2 separate regions of the Homo sapiens genome follow, and region 1 is linked to region 2. The links are chromatin loops, found by intact Hi-C in ENCODE. Cell type or tissue: endothelial cell of umbilical vein. All regions are shown on one strand. Links, peaks and the distances in the headings refer to the core of each region. The heading gives the core; the rest is flanking DNA.

What was found. Peaks named below come from ENCODE experiments on the same cell type or tissue, not always from the same donor. Only the 100,000 strongest peaks of a DNase experiment are listed, where the experiment ranks them.
Region 1: it touches region 2 in a loop (3-fold over the local background); 2 of 110 quality-filtered maps call a loop at or near these places.

Annotation. Positions count from the first base shown.
Region 1 is chr5:62,332,644-62,344,682 of GRCh38, forward strand. All of the region lies in intron 1 of KIF2A (kinesin family member 2A), which reads left to right. It also overlaps the pseudogene LOC100421358. Among named protein-coding and RNA genes, the nearest start is that of KIF2A, 32 kb to the left of the region's middle. In endothelial cell of umbilical vein, for the core only: no CTCF peak of the experiment used is centred there; no DNase peak of the experiment used is centred there.
Region 2 is chr5:62,269,931-62,281,969 of GRCh38, forward strand. No RefSeq gene overlaps it. Among named protein-coding and RNA genes, the nearest start is that of KIF2A, 30 kb to the right of the region's middle. RefSeq lists a silencer at 1,372-1,666. In endothelial cell of umbilical vein, for the core only: no CTCF peak of the experiment used is centred there; a DNase peak (open chromatin) is centred at 7,211; H3K27ac peaks cover 1,350 bases.

The sequences.
Region 1 (12,039 bases), core at 2,247-10,246, 62 kb after region 2:
CATTTTTTTAGGTCAAATGGTTGAATGTAGACTAAATGGGAAAAAATGGCAGTGTATCAACACGAACTCCCTAACCAAATTCAGAAATGTAACTAACCACTGTGAATTACCTTTGTATAAGTAAAATATCATCATGTGTGATCAATACAATGAGATTAACAAATCAGATTTATATATAGTAAAATCTTTTCTTCCAGTATAATTGCTTTTTGCCCATTCCCACTGTTCTCTTCAACATTTTCTTAAATGTTTAGGGACTCTCAGCAGTAAGCAAAACAGGCTAAACAAGTATATGAGAGGCTGTAGAAATACATTGAGGACAAGCAAACTGTGTTAGTAAATGGCTCATACTGAATATGATAAAAGCATCATCCTATACCTACATTTTGTATCACTTTGATACTTCGCATGATTTTTTATGTCTACTGTGATTCTAACAGTCTATCGATTATATTTGGAATGTAGCTCCAAACTTTTCTTGCACAATCTTTTATTTAAAATGCGAATTGAGTTTTGTCACATACAAATATAAATCTTTCCTTACATAAATATTTGCCAGAACAATCTTGCATTGTGAGAAAAGCACATTTTAGGAGGTTTTGGTATTAAAAACCAAGAGGTGTTCTATTGGGAAAATAATGATTGGGGAGCTATTCTGCAGGGTTTGCCTGTACTTTCCAAAACTGTTTGTGAGGCTGAGGCGGCAGTCGCTGTGGCTGGAATAGGATGCTGGGAGGTGTTGAGGGAGGAACAGTGGCTTGTACTGGGAGGGTGTCAGGAAGGAACGGGAGGAAGATGGCGACATCAGGGGCAGGGCAAATGAGCCTTGTTCGGCCACAGCCTTGGCTTTCAATCTGTGCAAGTTTAGTGAGATCACGCTGCAGAAGCAGTGTCAGGCTGAGGACACAGTGGCCCTCGAGGAAATGATAATGGACATCAGCTCCACCCAGTTACACACCCAAAAACTGCAACTGCCATACACAAGGAGCTCCCGTTATGGTGGTTCTCTGCCAACACCCTACCACACTGACAGCTCTCCCTATAGTCCTGCCTACTTATCTCCTCCCCAAGTGTCCAGCTGGTGAAGGACTATCTCCTGGGACAATTTCCCTGCAGAGAAGGGGTACCTGTTTTGCCCAGCATCTGCATTTAACAGGACAAGCTCTGACTCTGCCCTTCACACAAGTATGATGAACCCCAGTCCCCAGGATACTTATTCAGGCCCCACACCTCCCAGCATCCTGCCCAGCCAACATTTCAGGTTGGTAAAATGGACTCCAAAGTACCTGCTATTGAGGAGAAGTTCTCCTAGGTGACAAGCATTTGCTGAAGCCATGGGATACTTAGAAGCTGTCGTCACCCTCCTCCTGACCCCGGTCCTAATGAAGTCCCTGGAATTAATATCTTTCCATTTCCTGGCCAGCTTGCCAATGTTCCTGTCCTCCCACCTGCCATGAAGACTGGATGTGGCAGGAGGTCCCTACCTGACCTCATCAATTTGTACTTTCTGCCAGCACTGCCCACCCCCCGGACCCTGAGGAGACAGCCTACTCTAGCCTGAATAGGGGCAACAGTACCTCCAATTTGACTCACATCATGACTCACCTGGGCATTAGTGAGGGCCTGAGCCTGGACTTGGGTCCAGGTCATGATGCCCCAGGACTTTGTTCACCTCTCAGCCACCCATCCCTGCAGTCCTCCCTAAGCAATCCCGATCTCCAGACTTCCCTGAGCAGTCCTCAGCTCCATCTTCAGGGCATCCACAGTCTCCCCTCACTATCTCCCTCTTCCTTGGCCCACCATGCCCTGCCTACTACCTTCCTGGGCCAGCCCTCACTAAGTACCCTGCCCCCCACTTCTCCTCCTCCTCCCCCTCTTCCTCCCCCTCTTCCTCTTCCTTCTCCTACTCCTCCTCTCGTCCTCCACTTTATTCTTCATCTGCCCCTACCTTACTCAACCTCTACTCCTGGGGCCTCCCCACCACCACTGCCTTGTACCCCTCAGCCCCCTAAGTTTGCTCACAGGTCCAGCCGATGCCAGAAGGTCGCAACAGCAGCTACCCAAACAGTTTTTGCCAGTGTCACCCACCCTGTCTTCCATCGTTCAGGGTGTCCCCCTGGAGACCAGTAATCTGCACACCCAGCCACACACCCCAAAGTCTCTACAGCAGCCAGAGCTGCCCTCTCAGGCCTGCTCAGCGCAGCCCTCAGGTGGGTAGCCCCTGAGCAGGCAATTGGATTATGGAATACTCCCCGCCTCGGCCCACTGGGCTTGGGCAAGTCTTCACTGGCCGATGAGTGACTTCAGCCTGGGGAACTGGAGCAGTTCAGCATGGAGAGCCCATAAATCAGCCTGGTGATGGGTCCCCCTGGCTTTTCTGAAGGGCCTGGATTTTTAGAAGGTGAGGGACCAGTGGCTGGCCCTCAGGATTCCCACACCCTCAACCACCAGAACTTGACCCACCACTGCTCCTGCTGTGGCTCAAGGCTGAACATCATCCTCATAGGAGACTCCTTCCCAGGTTTCTCTAAGGAGATTGCAGCAACCCTGGCTGGAGTGCCTGGCTTTGAGGTGTCAGTAGCAGGGTTGGAGTTGGGGCTAGGGCTAGAAGATGAGCTGCGCATGGAGCTATTGGGCCTGGAAGGGCTATACATGCTGAGAGACCCAGTGCCCTGCTACCCGATCCTGCTCTGGAGTATTCATCACCATCCCTCTTCTTGGCCCTGTCCCCCATTACTGTCCATTTCCTCCCTTACCCCAGCTAGTAGAGACGCCACTCTGTCCCTCAGATCCTCTTTGTAGCATGAACGAAGGAGCCCAAAAATGAGAAAAAGCAAGGAGTTTGTTCAGGTGGCCCTTGAATTCTGTACAGGGGTGGGCCTGGAGGAGCTCAAGGGAGGGTCACAAGCACTTGTAACTTTGAACCAACTGCCTGGAGGTCAGAACCTGTTGGAAAGTTGGGGATATAAACGGGAACCTGGGAGGCAGGGCTTGTCCGGATTCCTAGAGATGGGCATTGCCAGCTCCTCCTCACCACCTTTTCACCTCTCAATGGAGGACAGTGCCACAGTGGGTATTATTTTTAATTAAATATTTTAATAAAAAATTGAGAAAACTCCTTGCAGGTGTTTTTTGTTTCACTTTACCCCTAACAGATGACATTTTCTGTACTAATTTATGTTTACAACTAGATTGAAACAAAATGGAAGACTTTTAAATATGTCTCTGGATTTTAAGTTTTAAAAAGCCATAGAGTTTTTGAAACTATAAGTTATCTTTTATATGGTAGTATTGATTTTATATAACAATGTAAACTTAGAATTTTCAAATCTGACCTCATTTTCTATGAATATGACTTAGGACTTAAAGATGGATTGAGGCTTCTGGTTCAAAATAGTATAATAAAGTTCATGTATTGGCATCCTTCTGTCCCAAACACATAAGAGGAAACCAAAAAGGCATAGCTGAGCTCAAAAACAAGATCATGGATTAGTAATGGAACAGGAATTCTAAGAGATGGATGAGGCTGAAGCAGGCATGGATGTCAAAAGTTTGATTCCTATAGGATGATGCGGGAGAAAGAGACTTTAAAGGAGAATCAGAGTCAGGTCCACTGTTTGAAGACAAGGACTTCTGCGGCTCCTCTTAAAAATGCTGGTTTTTAAATGCCGCTGATTTGCTCCTGGAGCTAGATTTATAAGAAATTTTCCATCAAGGAAGGCAGCCCAGTACAGTTATGGTAGAAATACAGGGGTATTCAGCCACTGTGCACTGGGAAAAGTCATACCAATTATTGTGACTCTGTCTGTTCTGATTGGTCAGTTATCTCACCTTTAGAAATCATTAACAGGATACCTAGAAAACCCCCATGTCTGGAATTTGAGAAACATTTCTAAATAACTCATGAGACAAAGCATCATGAAAATTAGAAAAATAGGTGGAACTGAACAATAACAAAAAAACTACATGTAAAAACTTGTAAGATGCTGCTAAAACAGTTCTGGGAAAGAAATGTGTAGCTTTAGCGGCTTATAAAGAAAATAGAATAAGGATGGTGAATGACTTAAGCATTCATCTTAAGAATTTAAGGGGAAAAAACAGTAAAATATGCCCAAAGTAAGTTGAAAGAAAGAAGTAATAATAGCAGAAATTAAGTACATAATAACACCTAATAAAAAAGACTCAACGAAGTCAGGTTTATTCTTGGAAAAGACAAATGAACAAATCCCAGGTGAGATTAAGAGAAAAAAGTTTACCAAAATACTAGGAATGAAAATGTGGACATCATATCAGATGCCAGAGGCATTAAACAGATATGAACTTGATGCCAAAAATGTGGAAACTTTATCTAAAACTCCTAGAAAAATATAATTATGAAAACAATAAAAACTAATACTATAATTATTAAGGAAATTGGATCTTCTTATAATAACGCAAAGCAAGATGGTTTAACAAGTGCCTACCAAATACTCAAGAGTTGAATAATCTAATTTCACACCAACTATTCTAGAGTACGGAAAGGGAAAACTCTGCCATAGAAAATCATTTTATGAGATTAGTATAACCAGCCGGGCACGGTGGCTCATGGCTGCAATCCCAGCACATTGGGAGGCCAAGGTGGGCGGATCACCTGAGGTCAGGAGTTCCAGACCAGCCTGGCCAGCGTGGTGAAACCCCCTCTCTACTAAAAATACAAAAATTAGCAAGGTGTGGTGGCGCGTGCATGTAATCCCAGCTATTCAGGAGGCTGAGGCAGGAGAATCACTTGAACCTGGGAGGCAGAGGTTGCAGTGAGCCGAGATCACACCATCGCACTCCAGCCTGGGCAACAGAACAAGACTGTCTCAAAAAAAAAAATAAAGATTAGTATAACCATGATACCAAAATCTAATAAGATTGTTATGAGAGGCTGGGAGCAGTGGCTCACACCTGTAATCCCAGCACTTTGGGAGGCTGATGCAGGGGAATTGCTTGAGACCAGAAGTTAAAGACCAGCGTGGTCAACATAGCGAAACCCTGTCTCTACAAAAAATTTGCCAGGCATAGTAGTGCATGCCTGTAATCCTTGCTACTCGGCAGGCTGAAGCAGGAGGATCACATGAGGCTGTAGTGAGCCATGATCACACCACCGTACTTCAGCCTGGGCACAGAGAGAGACCCCCGAACTCTTAAAAAAAAAAAAAAAGTAGCTTTGAGAAAGGAAAATTGCTGGCCAGTATCAGTCTTAATTAATGATATAAAAATCCAGAACAAAACAGACAATGCAATTCCAGTCAGAATCCCAATAGGTAGTGTTTTGTGATTATTGGTTTATATGATTTTTGGAACTTCACAAGCTGATTCTAAAGTTTATACAGACATGCAAAAGGCCAAGAAGATCAAAGAGACTCTTAAAGAACAATAAGACAGGAGGGCTTATTCTATATGGCAAGACTTAATAATAAGCAAAGCTATAATACTAAATGTAATTTTAGTTCAGGGATAAATAAACTCATGCATGTATGCTTGAACTATGACACAGGTAGTATTGCTGATAAGTAGAGGGGAAAGGGAATTTTCAGGAAATGGTCCTGGAAAGGAAATTGTGTTATCATATAAAAATAACAAAATGCCAACGGATTAAGGTCCCAAATATGAAAGGTTTTGTAAAATTTTATTTATTCGAGTCGGAGTCTTGCTGTGTCACCCAGACTCGAGTGCAGAGGCACAATCTTGGCTCACTTCAACCTCTGCCTCCCGGGCTCAAGCAATTCTCCTGTCTCAGCCTCCCAAGTATCTGGGATTACAGACACCCACCACCACACCTGGATAATTTTTTGTATTTTTAGTAGAGTTAGAGTTCCACCATGTTGGCCAGGGTGGTCTCAAACTCCTAATCTCAAGTGATCTGCCCACCTCAGCCTCCCACAGTGCTGGGATTACAGGCCTGAGCCACCACATCTGGCTTATAAAACTTTAAAAGAAAATGTAAGAGACTGTTTTAGGGATCTCAATCTTAGGAAAAATTTCATAGCATACCAAAAAACAACAAAAAAAATCCATAATGGAAAAACATACATTTGACTACATTAGAATTAAGAATTTAAATGCATCAAAAGCACCATAAAGAACATGAAAAGATAAGCCACAACTTTGTAGAAAATATTTGCTATACATACAACAAAAGATTAATATCAAGAATATATATAGAATTCCTATAGAGAAATAGCCCAAACAAAGAGGCCCCAACACTCAAGTCAGTACTCAAAAGGCCTGAATGGCTAACAAGCACAAAAACAGGCAAAACCTCATTAAATCAGAGAAATTAGAACCATAATATGATACATTAAATCTGACTAATATTGTTTTCATGAATGTGGAGTAATTGCTAGGGGGATTACAAATCATTATAGATACTGTGTGTTAGGCCCATCTTTCATTGCTATAAATACTTGAGACTGGGTAATTTATAAAGAAAAGAGGTTTAATTGGCTTGCAGGTCTGCAGGCTTTGCAGGAAGCATGATGCTGGCATCTGCTCAGCTTCTGGGAAGGTCTCATGAAGGCTAAGGGGGAGCAGGAGCAAGAGAGAGGGAGATGCCACACACTTTTAAACAGCCAGAGAACAGAACTCACTGTCATGAGGACAGCACTCATCACCAAGGGGATGGTGCACTCATCACCAAGGGGATGGTGCTAAACCATTCATGAGAAATCCACCCCAGTGATCTAGTCACCTCCACCATCCAATCACCTCCACTGGGCCCCACCTCCAATATAGGGATTACAATTCCACGTGAGATTTAGGCAGGGATGAATATACAAACTATCACACAGCCACTATCGATAGGAAGCATCATGGCACCGAAGAGAAAAGTTTTATATATGTGGACTCAATTATTCTGTATTTCTTCTCTTATTATGTATCTTAGAGAAATTATTGCACATTTGTACCAGTACACATATGTAAGAATGTCCATAGCATCATTGTTCCTAATAGCAGAAACATAAAAACAACTCAAATGTCTGATAGTAGAATAGATAAAATGTATATTTGTGCAATGAAATACTATATTGTAGTGAAAATGAGTTATATACATTTTATATATACAACATAAATGAATTGCAAAAAATAGTATTGAGCAAAAAAAAAAAACACACAGGTCTTAAAATAGTGTTAATCCATGCATATGCAATTTAAAGAGAAGTAAACTGTTTAGATTTCTGTGTGTGTGTGTTACATTTAAAGGTGATAAAACTATAAAGAAAAGCCAAAATATGATTATCTCAAATATCTGGGTAGTTACTTTTAGTACTTTTTTTTTTTTTTTTTTGAGACAGAATTTTGCTCTTATTGTCCAGGCTGGAGTGCAATGGCGCGATCTTGGCTCACTGCAACCTCTGCCTCCCGGGTTCAAGCAATTCTGCATCAGCCTCCTGAGTAGCTGGGATTACAGGCACGCACCACCATGCCCAGCTAATTTTTTGTGTTTTTAGTAGAGAGGGGGTTTCACCATGTTGGCCAGGCTGGTCTCAAACTCCTGATCTCTGGTGATCCACCCACCTCAGCCTCCCAAAGTGCTGGGATTGCAGGCGTGAGCCACTGCACCTGGCAGTTGTTATCTTTGGGAGGGGAATGTATGGGGTTTCAAAAGTGTTTTTTAACCTAGCTGGTGGTAGTTACACAGGCATTTGCTCTATTATTATTTTTCTTTAATGTGGAAGTATATGTGATATAATTCACAGTAAAGTAAATGGTGAATCAGAGAGAGTCAAAGGGCAATGAGTTAGTGAAGATGGAATACAGGAGTTTTCTCAGGTGGATCAGAGAAATGGGATGGTATTGGAAGGCCACATGGAAAGATTGTTGCATTTTCTAGGGAAAGATATTTCTAGTCCTGATTAGTCTTATTAACGTCTATGCATGATCCCTATTAACAACTGAGACTTGAGCATCTCATTGTTCTCCCCCTAGTGGCATCATTCTCCCAGTCATCCAGGCTTGAAACCTTCTTGTTATGCCTGTATGTTGTCACCATATCATGATTTTTTCCTTTGAAAAATTTTTCATGTATCTTATTATTGTTTCTCTTATTACTTAACACCTTTGTTAACAGGTGTTTACTACTTAACTTTCTAAATAAATCATTGGATGTCTTTGTTAAAGAAAAAAATTAAAATTTAAAAAGAAAAATTATAAATTTGTATTATAATTTAAAAAGAGGTATTTGAGTAGCTCAATGAAAAGCCATATATACGACAATTAAAAAATATTTAAAGTCATATTGGGTAAAGTTGGTTTTTAAAAAGAAAATAACATTTTTTAGAGACATCTTTTGGTGCAAATAAAAGCCCCATGCTGCATTGGTATTGTAGGTAGTGTAGATGGTTCTAGTTATCTGATTAATTGGCAAAAAGCAAATGCTTAAGACTTTGTCTATTCATTTCTTATTGCTGGAATTTCGTATTCACTTCTTGTTGGATGAGTAAACTGGATTATGGTAGAGATAAGGCAACATAATTCTCAGTCCTGCCCTGCTCAACCTCTAGAGTTTAGTCTTAGATCAGATGCTTTTGACTCTGCAAACTTGTGATTTAAGGCTTTCTGGATGTGTACACTGGTGGTTGAGGTCATAGAGGTTCCAATATTGAGGAGACTGCTGATACTGGATGTTGTCTCCTTGATTTTTTTTTTTTTGGAGACAGGATCTCACTCTTGCCCAAGCTGGAGTGCCGTGGCACAATCACAGCTCACTGCAGCCTTGACCTCCTAGGCTCAAGCAATCCTCCTACCTCAGCCTCCCAAGTTGCTGGGCCTGTAGGTGGACACCACCATGCCCTGTTGATTTTTAAATTTTTTTTATAGAGTTGAGGTCTCGGTATGTTGCCAACCTAGTCTCAAACTCCTGGGCTCAAGCCATCCTCCTGCTTCTGCCTCCCAAAGTGCTGGGATCACAGGTGTGAGCCACTGTGCCCAGCCTCCTTGATTTGCTTTATCCTCTCATTGCCAATCTCTCTAGCCTGTCTTTGGAGATTAAAGTTTCTGTGAATTTGCGACCTGTAGTCCTGGTACGAATTTTGCTCCACCGGCCCACCTTTTTTTCGCACACCTAGTTATGGTACATTAAGTCACTCCTTGCCTAGAAGGGTGGGAATACCATGGTAGATGCCCAACAATAAGAATGGTTGTGTTGGTCTTGCCTTTTGGAATATCCACATATTTTTCCCCATTCTCATTACTGTGGTAATTCTACTGGTAATTGCATGGAGATCCACCTTGGTAACTCATTTCTTTTTTCTTTTTTTTCCAACTAGATTTGATAGCTAGGTGTCTCATTTCTTTAACCTCAACCACGGCCTCTTCATTTCCTGCTGAGGGTTATTCTTCACAGTAGTCTGATTAAAATGCATCTTCCTTAGGCTGAAATATTTCCTTCCTTTCTGCTGATAAAACCATATCAGTGTTTTATTAAACTCTTTTACTTTCTCCAAAACCTTTGTTGCTATAATCTTCTTGTCCCCACTAGTGGGTATTAGTATATTGTGGGGCTGCCACGGGCAGTTGGGGAAAGGATGGCTGCCAGGTCTTAGCCTCACTACTCATGTTGTAGAGATGGTGATTGATGCGGGGCTTGATGCAGCAGCGGTAGGCTCCTCCCAGATTGTGATGGTGACTGGGCTGCTTATGGCTCTCTGGGGTCCACTCTTCATTCCCACTACCAGTTAAACTCATCCTCTTTCTCATATGCTGTGGCAGCCATGCAGGTGCACTGCTTAGATGTCTCTCTAAGAAAGAATTTCAGTTTCAGGGAGTGCAGTTAGCTGACAACCTCCAGTTGTTAGTACCTTCAGGGCCTTTAGGTTTGGGGTTGAGAACTTGAATTTCCTGGGAAATCCACAGCCAGTGATAGAGCATGGCATGGGTAATAGGACATATCCATTTTGGCTCAGTGCAGGACTCCTCTAATGGGCAGTCTTGCTCTGAAGCACCCTACTGGGTTGACCAAGACTTTGTTAGATCTGCATCAAGGTCTGAGGCTTTCTCTGCTCAGTCCTGCTTCACAGCCACTTCCTTCATAGGTTTCAAATCTGCATCATGGTCTGAAAGTTTTCATTATTTTTTATTTTAATCTTAATTTTTTTTTTTTTTTGAAGTGGAGTCTCGCTCTTGCCCAGGCTGGAGTGCAGTGGAGCGATCTTGGTTCACTGCAACCTCCACCTCCTGGGTTTAAGTGATTCTCCTGCATCAGCCTCCTGAGTAGCTGGGATTACAGGCGCCCACCACCACACCCAGATAATTTTGTATTTTTAGTAGAGACTGTGTTTCACCATGTTGGCCAGGCTGGTCTTGAACCCCTGACCTCAAGTGATCTGCCCGCCTCAGCCTCCCAAAGTGCTGGGATTACAGGCGTGAGCCACCGCACCCAGCCTGGTCTGAAAGTTTTCTGTGCTCAGTCCTCTTTCCTCCCCCTTTTATCTTTAGCAGTAAACCTCTTGTACTCCCAACTCTCTCATCTGCTTCTCAGAGGACTCCAAATGACACATATCACTTCCACTGGTTATTTACCTAATTTGTCTCTGAAATTGAAGTAAGGATTATTTAATTTCCCTTTTTTAACTCCCTTTTGACTCCTCCCAGTATTTTTTTAGGTCATCAATTTCACCCACCCCCAGCACCTGCATCTCCTCTAATGCCCATCTGTATTAGTAAAAGGCACCACTATTTACTCAGTTGCTTTTACATCTTTCACATTTAAGTTTGTGACCCATCTTTTGGGGAAGTGGGGGGAATGGAGGTGGTATTGTGTGAGATAGGAATCAGACAATTAAAAAGGAGTGACTTTAGTAAGGCATGAATGAGGTCACAGGTAATGCGGGTCAGATCATGTAGGGCTTTGTTGTAAGTCATTAATAGGTCATTGAAAGGACTTTAGCTTCTACTCTGTGTGAGATGGGGGAGTCATTGGAAGGTTTTGAGCAAAGGAGTAATATCTGACTCACTTTTTACCAGGAACATTTTGGCTGCTCTGGAGAACAGACAGAGGGCAGATAAGTTGGAAGCAGGAAGACTAGTTGGGAGAGTATCACAGTAATCTAAGTACAAGGCATTGGTAGCTTGCACCAAGATGATAGCAGTGAAGTTGTTAAGAATTGGCTCATTATCTGGGGGCAAGACTCAAGCAATGTCATTTTATTTTGTGAAAGCTCCCTAGGAGTTTCTGGTACACATGAGGGTTGAGAATTTGTGTTACCGTTTATACATTTTTATAGGAATGCCTGGACTTAAGACATATAGACATCTTCATCAGCTTAATTGAAGTGAGTAGAGAAGCATAGTGATTAATAGCAAGTACTTTTACATCTGACCAAGGTTTAGACCCATGCTGCTTATTCACTGTGTAACTTTGAGCTTTATTTTTCTCATCTATAAATGCAGTTACCGGCTGGGCGCAGTGGCTCACGCCTGTAATCCCAGCACTTTGGGAGGCTGAGGCGGGCAGATCATGAAGTCAAGAGATGGAGACCATCCTGGCCAACATGGTGAAACCCTGTCTCTACTAAAAATACAAAAAATTAGCTGGGCGTGGTGGTGCGCACCTGTAGTCTAGCTACTCAGGAGGCTGAGGCAGGAAAATCGCTTGAACCTGGGAGGTGGAGGTTGCAGTGAGCCGAGCGAGATCGCACCACTGCAGTCCAACCTGGTGACAGAGCGCGACTCCATCTCAAAAAAAAAAAAAAATGCAGATACCTACTTTGTAGGTATATTTGTTATGATTAAATGAACCAATGTGAATTAAATGAGCTAGTATCTGACATATTCATACTTAAAAAGTAGTAGCTTAAAGAAATCTGACACATGAGATGATAAAAGTGTTAGGATTGATAATGCTCAGTGTTGTTGAGGGTGTGGAGGAATAGGTCCCACTGTTGGTGAGAATGTATACAAAGGGCGGTTCAGGAATATCTATCAAAATTTCAATTTTCTTGACCCACTAATTCTCCTTCTAGAAATTTTATTTGTGGAAGCATTCACACCTATGTTCAGATATTCAGTGCAGCA
Region 2 (12,039 bases), core at 2,764-10,763:
TTTATATCAAATAAGAACAATCATTTGTATTTCTTTGATTAATGCTCAAATATCTCTTACATTTGAAAACTCAAACTCCTGTAAATGTTTAGCTATGTAAACATTTGATTAATCAGATTTTCTTAGGCTCCTAAATTATAATGACAAACTCTTCAATCACTTTACAAGTCAATATAAGAAAACAAACAAAATCTTTCTTTTAAGCAATTGTATAAATGTGATAAACCAGATCTTCAAATTTAGAAGCTCAAATCCTCTTAAGCCTAAAATGCAAACAGAATATACAAAAGCGATTTCATTGCAAGCCTAGTTCTTAAATATAACATAAGAATATTGAACTACAGGTTCTGGGCTTATCAGTTCATTGTTCTATACCTTCCTGGTGTTTTACCTAAGCAAAGGTAACAAAGTTAGCCCTTTAAGATCATGACCCAGACTACTTGTCATAGGGGCATAGAATGCCCCCTTTTTTATTTTTTATTTTATTTTATTATTATTTTTGAGATGGAGTCTTGCTCTGTTGCCCAGGCTAGAGTGTAGTGGCACAATCTCGGCTCACTGCAACCTCCACCTCCCAGGTTCAAGCAATTCTCCTGCCTCAGTCTCCCGTGTAGCTGGGATTACAATCATGCGCCAGCACACCCAGCTAATTTTTGTATTTTTAGTGGAGACGGGGTTTTGCCCTGTTGGCCTGGCTGGTCTTGAACTCCTGACCTCAGGTGATCCGCCCGCTTGGCCTCCCAAAGTGCTGAGATTACAGGCGTGAGCCACCGCGCCTGGCCAGAGTGCCCCTTATTGTCTTTCAAGAATAAGCCAGTAAATGTTGTGATGAGCCTGTTTATGGTCAGATTGCATCTCACATTTAGACTTCCTAAACCTATGCCCTTCTGACTTAAATAACCACATACGTTTCCACTTCTCGTAATCCTCTGACTTTCCCAAAATACCCCATCCCTTAAAATACTGGGGGCTTTCCAGGCCTCAGGTTTTGATTCCCTTTGGATTAATGAGAAACTTTTTCATTAAAACCCGGGTAATAATGAAAATTTTGAACCTATTAGTCAGACTTTAATCTCTTTTATTTTTATCTTTCTCATCAACCATCATTTTATGGTTACATTTCCCCTTTTTCTCACAGCCCTAAGAATCTTCCTATGCTTTCTGTAGCATCTCTACCTCTGAGAATGAATTTCTACCCATACTTTATTACATAGCAAAATATGTCATTGGAACCCTTCTTTTTCATTACTAGATGTGTCACTGTTGGATCAGGCTGTCCTTACACGAAGGGTGGACCTAAATTGTCCTGTTCAGAGTTCTACATAGAACCAGCAGAAAGTGTCTTCCCCATCAAGGTCAGAGCAAAAACATGCTAAGAGACATTCACAAAGATCATGAATGTGACCCAAAAGTCCCTGGCCCCAGCCTGTAACTAAGATACAAGATCAAGCCAACTGACAAAGGAACAAGCCACTTCAGCTTCATTGCTAGAAACTAGCTCTCTTCAAAGTATCCACCAGCTAGCTAGCTCTGTGTTTCCCAAATATTGTCTCTTAAATGTGCTCAGGCGCACAACTTGGTATTTGGTTTCTTAGTTTTCCTACCATGCTGCAGCCTGAGTGATAAGGGCCTCAAGACTGACCTGCCTCTGAGCACCAGTGAGTCTCCCCTACCACCATTATGGCCTCAGAAGAGGAGACCCATTTCCTCCTCATCTCTACCTAATTCCTCAAGTGTGGGCACAATGAGAGGGAGGAAAAACCCAGCAAATTTTGATATCTTCCATTAGAAGTGGCAACTAGAGATCACAGAGGTCTAATCTCAGGAATGTAGCCTGTTTCCCTAGCAAAGGTCAGCTCACTTCTCCCCTCAAGAATAATCCAAAAATTTCCACAACTTAGATTCCCAGACAAAATGTCAAGTTCAAAAAATAAAACAGAGATTTCCCTTTCTCCCCAGCCTTAAGCCCACCTCCCAGGTCCTCATTTTCTGCCATGAAACTGATTCTTTGCTGGATGATGCACTCTCTTCAAGGCATCACTGCTCTTACACCGTAGCCCCCAAAAGACATCAGAGCCATCGTTGTCCACCATCAGCACGCTTCCCATGATCCACACACTCCACTCTTAACATCACCATGTCAGTGCTACCTACACTAAGCTGTGCTACACCAAGGCTCCCCCAGGGGGACTCCCCCAACAAAAAGTTAAAATGTCAGCCCTAAGTATATTTTCTGCAGTTTTGGAGGACTCCATTGCAACTATCCTGAAGGAAAATTCTTTGACATGACACACACACATACATACACAATACCTCTACAAGAACAAGAAAAAATAAATAAGCACTATGCTTCTAAATTCAAATAGAAGGAAATAAAATTTCCAAAGAAGTATCTTCTAACATGTAGTCTCTGTAGGACTTATTAAAATACTGATTTTTGGACACCATGCAAGACCTGATTGTATAAGAATCTCTGGTGGCAGGGCCCAGGCAATCAATATTTTAAACAAAACGTCCATTAACTCTTCTGTATACTAAGGTTTGAGAACTACTACTCTGAGGGCAGCCCCATCTATAACATTTGCAGTGTCTGGGCAAGAGGGCCCTGACCCACCCCTCTTCTTCCATCCAGCTCCCATACCTCAAGGGGCCTCACCTGTAGTCACCCCTCAATTTGCTCGTTTAGGCTCTGTCCATATATCCCTAGGCCTAGGGATATTATCAAGAAACCAGACTCAGTAAAGAGGCCTGCAGAGATCCTTGGAGCAGGCTCAGGGATGTTTGGGCAGGAAATTAAAGGGTCCTTGACACCCAAAACATGGTCAAGAAATTGGAAAGCAGGCTCCAGTAAGCATGCCCCCATCGCCCCGCAGACTTCTCACCCTATGGGGAAAGATAGGCTGGAAGGTCAGTATGCAGGCCTAAGTCCCATTTCTAAGGGAATTGTCAGTGATGGAGACATGGGTTTCTAAACAGAGCTGCTCTGTTGGATGCATCTGTTCCTGAGTTACCCCCCTTCATTACGTTTTTTTCCTATGAACAATGAGAAAGAATTTAATTTGCTTTATAGTGGAGGTTTCTCCAAAATAAAAGAGCTATCTGTCCCGGAGGTAAGTTTAAGTCTCAACCCTTAAAACAAAAACAGAAACAACTACAACTAAAAAATGACAATTTTTTACAGCTACCATACTGTCAGGGTTTCCCCAAAACACTGAGGTTTTGACAAGAGCACCCCATTACCCCACAGCACCCCATAACCTGAACTTAAAACATTCTAAAGTCAAATGAGATTTAAGAGGTTGAAATGCATGATGGATAGTCTCTGTCTTTGATGACATGAAAACTTGATACTGTTGATACCCAGGAACAGATATTGGGCTCTACAATGAAGGACAACGGAAAGTCTTGAAATAGCGAATTATTTTCTTTTTTTTTTTTTTGAGACGGAGTCTCGCTCTCGCCCAGGCTGGAGTGCAGTGGCGCGATCTCGGCTCACTGCAAGCTCCGCCTTCTGGGTTCACGCCATTCTCCTGCCTCAGCCTCCCGAGTAGCTGGGACTACAGGCACCCGCTACCATGCCCGGCTAATTTTTTTGTGTTTTTAGTAGAGACAGGGTTTCACCATGTTAGCCAGGATGGTCTCGATCTCCTGACCTCGTGATCCGCCCGCCTCGGCCTCCCAAAGTGCTGGGATTACAGGCGTGAGCTACCGCGCCCGGCCAAAATAGCGAATTATTTTCAACTCGTCATGAATACCCCCAAACTTTTCCCCATAAAAGTATACCTATTCCCAGAGTGAAGGCCCTAGCTCCTAGCCTCCTTGATACTACCACTGCCGAGGGCTCTGGGCATTTCCTCTTAGTGAATGGCACTGTGGTGGCCACACACAGGGTTGTCGACGTAGACCCTCTTCTCTGGGGATTGCTCCCTAGCCTTGGATGGTTTCCCAGAAGCCAAGTTTGTGTCATATAACCCTGCATCCCTGGCAACAGTTGCTTGGACTAGGGGCACCTGACTCCAACTGGGTCAGCTTGATTGTCTGCACTGGGAATTTGAAATTAGGAGAGAAAGAGAGAATGTTCCTCTATGTAGCTGAACCTAAACTATGCAAATTTGGGAGCTGTGGGCCAGCCATGAATTAATTGTTCCATGTGGGTTGGGAGCTAAGGAACCCTGCCCTCTCAGAAACAAGTGAAGCGGGTGTTTAAAGAAGTGAGAGAACATATTTCCTGTGTTCCTACAGCAGCTGCATTCCTGGCTTTGGGTTCTCTGGGTCACTCCTACGGTTTTACAGTAAACTCTTCCCGGGGGAAGGAGGGGTTAAGTTAACTGATCAGGGCTTTTGTTACCTGTAATTAAACTGATCTACCTAGAAGAGCACCATTAGTGACATGTTTACTTGCCTTGACTCCACTCTTTCCCTCAGACCCCATCCACAGAGCCAGGTCTAATCCATTTTAACTCTTAATATCTCTTCATTTATCACCTCCTCTTTATTTCTACTGTCACAGCTTAGTTCAGGTGTACAACTTGAAGTCATCTAGACCTGAGTTCAAGCCCCAGCCTTACCACTCACTAATTGTATGACCTTGGACAAGTTACTGAACCTTCCTAAAATGGGGATCATCATAGTACTTGCCTCACAAGATTGTTGTGAGGGCTGAATAAAATAGTGCATATAACAAAATGTATGGCATATAGTGTTCAGTAAATGTCTATTATCATTATTATGGCATTATTGTTTTCATTTATAATATTATTAAAGAAGAAAGTTTAAGTTACTTATAGACCCCAGCTTAATTGCTAATAGACCCAATTGTATTTCTTTTAGGAATCTATGTTATTTTAATAACTGTGATAATGTGCATTAAGGACTTTTGGCCTTATTATAATATATCTAAAGTTATTCTAGTTTAATTCAGGTCTTTCAAAGGTAGGAAAATGTTAATATCTATAGTGTACCTAAAGTACCAGATACTCTAATAAGCATTTTACATAAATTTTCTTATTTAACTTACAAAAGATGATACTATCTCTATTTTAAAGATGGAGAAACTGAGGCTCACATACATTAGTTAACTTACCAAGAGACAGGAAAAGAGACAGGCCTGGAGTTCAAATCCAAGTCTTTCTTTTTTTGCTGTTGTTTTTTGTTTTTCGTTTCTGAGACAAGGCCTGGCTCTGTTGCCCAGGCTGGATTGCAGTGGCACGATCTTGGCTCACTGCAGCCTCCATCTCCTGGGGTCAAGTGATCCTCCCACCTCAGCCTTCCAAGTAGCTAGGACTACAGGAGCACACCACCACACCCGGCTAATTTTTGTATTTTTTATAGAGATGGGATTTATGCTATGTTGCCAAGGCTGGTCTCGAACTCCTGAGCCCAGGCCATCCACCTGCCACGGCCTCCCAAAGCACTGGGATTACAGGTGTGAGCCACTGCACCCAGCCACTCAGCCTTCAAATCCAAGTTTTTCCAACTCCAAAGTTTATATTCTTTCTACCATACTGCTTAGTCTCCTGATTCATGGATATATTTTTCTATTGGAGAGACAGCCAGAAAGATCCATGACAATTGTGGTACACAATCTTATAAACATGTAATTTTAATCTAGTGTGATAGCTGCCCAGAATCCATTTTTGCAGAGTTAATCATCTGAGCATGTCAAGTCCCCTGAAACTCTGCTATCCCTATCTTGAATCCCTTAACTCCACCTCGCACATTAACCTGAAATGATAGTAGTAACCCTTTAGTTGGCAATCTGGGTAGCTTAAATATAAGCACAAATTTGAATTGCTGATGTAACAGTTAGCAAAGAGCATGTCAGTATATCAAGTGCAGATGATAGATAGATAGATAGATAGATAGATAGATAGATAGATAGATAGATAGATAGATCAGACATTTAGCTTCACAAGGTTTTTGTAATGACTAATTAATGTGAATTTGAAATATATAAAGTTTTTCTTCTTGGGAAGGAAATGTGGAGTACTATAACCTTGTTCAGAAGTTTCTTTCTTTTGATAGGAACTCTGAACATGGGCATCTTTACAACTCCCTTTAGTGCTTGAGTGTTCACATTACCATCAGATAAACTCAAGAAAAAGAAAGTAAATCCAAAGGCGTTTTGATGCATGAAAAAAACTTAAGTAAGAGAATTCGAAAAGCATTTCTTTACGTTTATTATTTAAACAATTTTTTTTTTTTTTGAGACAAGGTCTCACTCTGTTGCCCAGGCTGGAGTGCACTGGTGTGATCTTAGCTCACTGCAACCTGCGCCTCCGAGGTTCAAGTGATTCTCCTGCCTCAGCCTCCCGACTAGCTGGGACTACAGGTGCACGCCACCATGCCTGGCTAATTTTTGTATTTTTAGTAGGGACAGGGTTTCACCATGTTGGCCAGGCTGGTCTCGAACTCCTGACCTCAGGTGATCTGCCTACTTCTGCCTCCCAAAGTGCTGGGATTACAGGCATGAGCCACCACGCCTGGCCTTATTTCAATGATCTTTTTATGTTCTGAGATTTATAAAAATGAGTTGCACTGTAAAAAAAAATTATTATTTTAAATACAAATTCAGGTGACAATAAAATTAAAATATTGAAAAACCTGTGCTGGATATTTAAAGACAAGGAGCAGAAATATACTTTTTTTTTTAGACGGAGTCTCACTCTGTCACCCAGGCTGGAGTGCAGTGGCACGATCCTGGCCCACTGCAACCTTCGCCTCTCAGGCTCAAGTGATTCTCCTGTCTCAGCCTCCCGAGTAGCTGGGACTACAGGCACATGCCACCACGCCCGGCTAATTTTTTGTATTTGTAGTAGAGATGGGGTTTCACTGTGTTAGCCAGAGAAATATACTTCTCATTCTTTAAAAACTTGACTAGTAGGTAAGTCACTTGGCTTAAGGTAAAGAGAGTATAATTTCTTATACACATTGTTTTATGCTGAGTCCTGAGAAATGCCTGTAAAACACAGACTATCATTTATTTCTTCTCTAAACAACAACAAAAATATTTGAGAGTGCAGTTTTATTAAGTATTAAAATAAAGACTCAAGGATATTTTGAAACAGGAAAATATTTTAATGGAGCATGTTGATTATATTGATACTACTGTTATTTTCTAATCACATTTCCTTCATTCGTATGCTTTTTCAATGTACATTTTCTGCTAAAATAGAGGGTCAAGAGAGAATCACGCTTCTGTTTCCTGCTGATAGTGTGAACCCAAAATAGCAGCCAATGAAAGCAAACATCTGTGAAGGCTTAGTCAGAACAGTCACTCACTAGTCATACCTCCTAACTAATGTTTTACTCCCAGAAAGAATTTTACCTGCTTCTTCAGTGTCTTAACCAACATCCTCTAACAATCAAAGCAATCTTCTAGGAAAACAATGTATACAGCAACATGCCTTTCCCCAATAAATCAAAGCAGGAGATAGATAATGCATACCAGCAAAGGATATGAGAATTCACCAGTATAGGCATCAATCAATGAAAATGGGATACAGAAATCAAATTTCAAATTCAAAGCATTTTAAAGTAATATTTTAATACAAGGCTATGCTGTCGTTCAGTACTATTACCTGTATTGATACAACTGGTGTGTTTCACTAGGTAAATGTCAATGGTAAATGTAACATGTTAATATTTAAATTCATCAACAATCCCACTGAGCAAAAAGTTTCTTTCCCAGTTTTAAGGATGTTAATATAAGGATTGAGTACAAAAGGAATGGCAGAAATTCTTCCTTGTAGATTACCCTTTCAGGAGAAAATACCTTGGGAAATCTAACCTATGAATGGTGTTGGATTTCCTAACATAGATTCCTAGTGGAGTGAAAAAGTGTCTTCATAAAATACCTTTGGCTGATCACCCTGTAACAGTGAGAGAAAATACAGACTGTACCATCACAGCTCCCAGCAATATCACTGTGTCCATGCAATTTATTTATTCATCCAGCATATATTTATTGAACAAATGCTTTATTGATTATTAAGAAAAAATGTGGAAATTATCTTTGCCAATTCTTTTTTTTTTTTTTTGAGACAAAGCCTCACTCTCGTTGCCCAGGCTGGAGTGCAGTGGCACGATCGGCTCACTGCAACCTCTGCTTCCAGGGTTCAAGCGATTCTCCTGCCTCAGCCTCCCAAGTAGCTGGGATTACAGGCACCCACCACCATGCCTGGCTAATTTTTGTATTTTTAGTAGAGACGGGGTTTCACCATGTTGGCCAGGTTCGTCTCAAACTCCCGACCTCAGGGGATCCGCCTGCCTCAGCCTCCCAAAGTGCTAGGATTACAGGTGTGAGCCACCATGCCCAGTCACCAATTCTTGATAAATCACAGCTGGATCTGACTTCTTTCTTGCACTTCTAGCCAAAATATTAATACTGTTGCAAACATCTATTATACTTGAGCATCTATCTTATCTTGAACCTGAAATTATACGTTAGGATTTCATCATCCACTGAATAATTAAGGTCACCAGAAGTCAGATAATGAACATGCTTTGCTCCTGGGCCTTGTTTTGATGCATTTTGCATGGAAAGTGCTCTCAAGGTCAATTTCTTGCAGAATGTCTGCCTCATATCCTTGAATCTGCAAAGAATCTTGCTAGAAATGTGGATGTAACATTTTTGGCTTGATATGATATATCTCAACCCCTGGTCTGTAGAATGGTGTGTTTTCTATGTTATATTGACCCACTTCAAAGAACTCCATTTTTCAGATTGAACTTTATATTTGAATATGCTATTGCAATTAAGAGACGTCAAAGAGGAAATTGGCTGTCACAAGAGGGTACTGTGGTAGGTTGAAAAATGGCCACCCAAAGATATGTCCATGTCCTAATCTCCAGAAACCGTGAATTTTACCTTGAGATGAGGAGATTATCCTGGATTATCCAAGTGGAACCTAAATGCCACCACAAGAGTCCTCATAAGAGAAACACAGAGGAAGATTTGGCACAGACTCACAGATGAAGACAAAGATTGAAGTGATGGGGCCACAGCCAAGAAAGTCAAGGAATGCCAATAGCCTCCAAAATCTGAAAGAGACAAGTAAGGATTCTCTGAGACACACACAGAGAGAGAGAGAGATACTGATTGATTGATTGATTGATTGATTGATTGATTTTAAGGAACTGGCTCATGTAATTGTGGGAGCTGGCAAATCTTAAATCTGCAGGATAGGCCAGCAGGCTGGAGACCCAGGGAGAAGTCAGTGTTGCAGTCTTAAGTCCAAAGCAGTCTGGAGGCAGAATTTCTTCTACCTGGCTGGGTACAGTGGGTCACGCCTGTAATCCCAGCCCTTTGGGGGCACCGAGGCGGGCGGATCACCTGAGGTCAGGAGTTTGAGACCAGCCTGAGCAACATGGAGAAATCCCGTCTCTACTAAAAATACAAGAATTACCTGGGTGTGGTGGTGCATGCCTGTAATCCCAGCTACTCAGGAGGCTGAGGCACAAGAATTGCTTGAACCTGGGAGGCGGAGGTTGCAGCGAGCTGAGATCGTGGCATTGCACTCCAGTCTGGGCAATAAGAGTGAAACTGTCTCAAAAAAAAAAAAAAAAAAAAAAAAAGAATTTCTTCTATCTGAGTGGAATTCAGTCTTTTCTCTTAAGGCCTTCAACTGATTAGATGATGCTCATGCATATTATGGAAGGTAATATGCTTTACTCAAAGTCTACAGATTTAAATGTTAATCATATCTAAATAATACACACCTTCACAGTAACATCTAAACTGGTATTTGATCAAATAACTACATACTGTAGCCTAGCCAGATTGGCACATAAAATTAACCATCACACTGTCTTGTCTATTCATGATAGGACTCCTATCAACAGAAAGAGAGTGCAAAGAGTAGACTCCAGCTCTTCAGAGAAGGAAGCAGAATTAAGGACACAGAGAAACCAAGCCTGGGAATTGTCAAAGATTATGGAGAGAAATGGGGACTGCTCAGGATTGAGCCCTGGAAATATCTACAATATTTAAAGTGGGGTCAGGGCTTAGAGAAAAGGGTTTTTCATAAGCTTCAACCTCAAATGTAGTTGCAACCTACTGATCTCTCTATATTTGACATTAAGATGCAGGTGGCTGTCCAGTGGGATTGCCAACAGCTGGAACCATAATTTCAACCAGCTGAGTGACAGATAGCCGATGTATATCCAGCAGCACAACTTCTGAGCCGTGACATCAATAAGCACAGGGAGACAGGATCAATAAAAATTCCAAAACCAAGATGACTGGAGTGAATTCCAAATAAAAAGGTGATATCTAAGGAATTAAAACCACGCAGAGGGAAAGGCAAAATCAGAGTTGTATCTTTAAGATTTTGTTGACTTGGAGGTGAGGTGGGTAGTGAATAAACATGCCTTGACTTGTCTAAAGTATTATTTGTTCTTCTGGACAGGGTGAGAATTGGGACCTTTTGCAAGTTTCTTGCAGGAAATAAAAAGCATACAGCAAAAGTCTACAACTTTCATGATAGACTTTGTGGACAAGTAGAGTTGCTTTAGTACCCAGGTAAGAAAGGACACAGGCCCAGGTCTCAGGAGCAGATGTTGGTGATAACAGATCAGCCTTAGCAACAGACAGTGTCACCAATAGAAATTTCAGATATTTTCATATCACATTGTAGTGTTGCAGAATCTTAAAATATTTTATTGCTGGCCGGGCGTGGTGTCTTATGCCTGTAATCCCAGGACTTTGGGAGGCGGAGGCAGGCGGATCACCTGAGGTCAGGAGTTCCAGACCAGCCTGGCCAACATGGTGAAACCCTGTCTCTACTAAAAAATACAAAAATTAGCTGGGCATGGTGGCACATGCCTGTAGTCCCAGCTACTTGGGAAGCTGAGGCAGGAGAATCTCTTGAACCCAGGAGGTGGAGGTTGTAGTGAGCCGAGATCGCACCACTGCACTCCGGCCTGGACAACAGAGTGAGACTCAGTCTCAAAAAAAAAAAAAAAAAATTTATTGCCTTCTTCAGTACTTCAAAATTATAGTAGTTTTTGAACACGATATTACATTATTTTATTTATGATTTGATTAAGACATCCATTTTTATAACTATTTCCTCAACATATTTGATTTTCTTTGTAATCTTATATATTTTATTTTATGCATTAAAAACATTATTATTAGGGTCAGGCATAGTAGCTCATGCCTGTAATCCCAACACTTCGGGAGGCTGAGGCAGGAGGTTTGCTTGAGCCCAGGAGTTTGAGACCAGCCTGGGCAACATGGGAAGACCCCATCTCTATAAAACAAATAAAAATATTATTCTGAGAAGACTCCATAGGCTTCATTAGACTGTCAAAGGGGTCCAGACAGAAAAAAATATTAAGAACTCAGATAAAACAATCTATTATTCTGTCCTATTAATATCCATTCATTTAACAAATGCTTATTAGAACTTACTTTGTTATGTGCATAAACCTCTAACTCAGAAAGTGTTTTGGAGGAATTTAGGGGAAGAGATTTAAAACGGAAACATAAAACATAGTAAAGCATAAATATAAACCACGACAGAAATGCTACAAAAATAATGACACAACAAAAGCTGTAAATTTAGGGACAAATCCATTTGAAGGATTTCTTAGCACTATGTAATTTCTTACTGTTAAGCTTCTGATTACTATATAATCAGGCTGACAAATGACTAATGCTGGGCAGGCTCAAACAAGTGAATTCGAGTTTTGTTTGGGACTCTGTCTCCCCTTCTTTGTGTAGAGTCTTATGGAATTTTAATGGTCCTACCTCCCTTTGGGCCATCTCCCCTCTGGATGACTGACAAAAGCTTTATAATTTTTCTCATCTAGACTACAGACACTGGATGGAGTAATTACCTAGAAGCTTAGAGCACATTTATTTCATCTATCATTCATTTTTTTAAAATTATATTCACAACTGGAGAGAACACATAGATTTTACAAAATGCCTAACATTTTGCTAATACAAAACTTGGAAAAAAAGAGAAGATAGGAAAAAATTAAAATCTGCCAAAATTCATAGAACTCACTTTTATGAGTTGATCATTGATT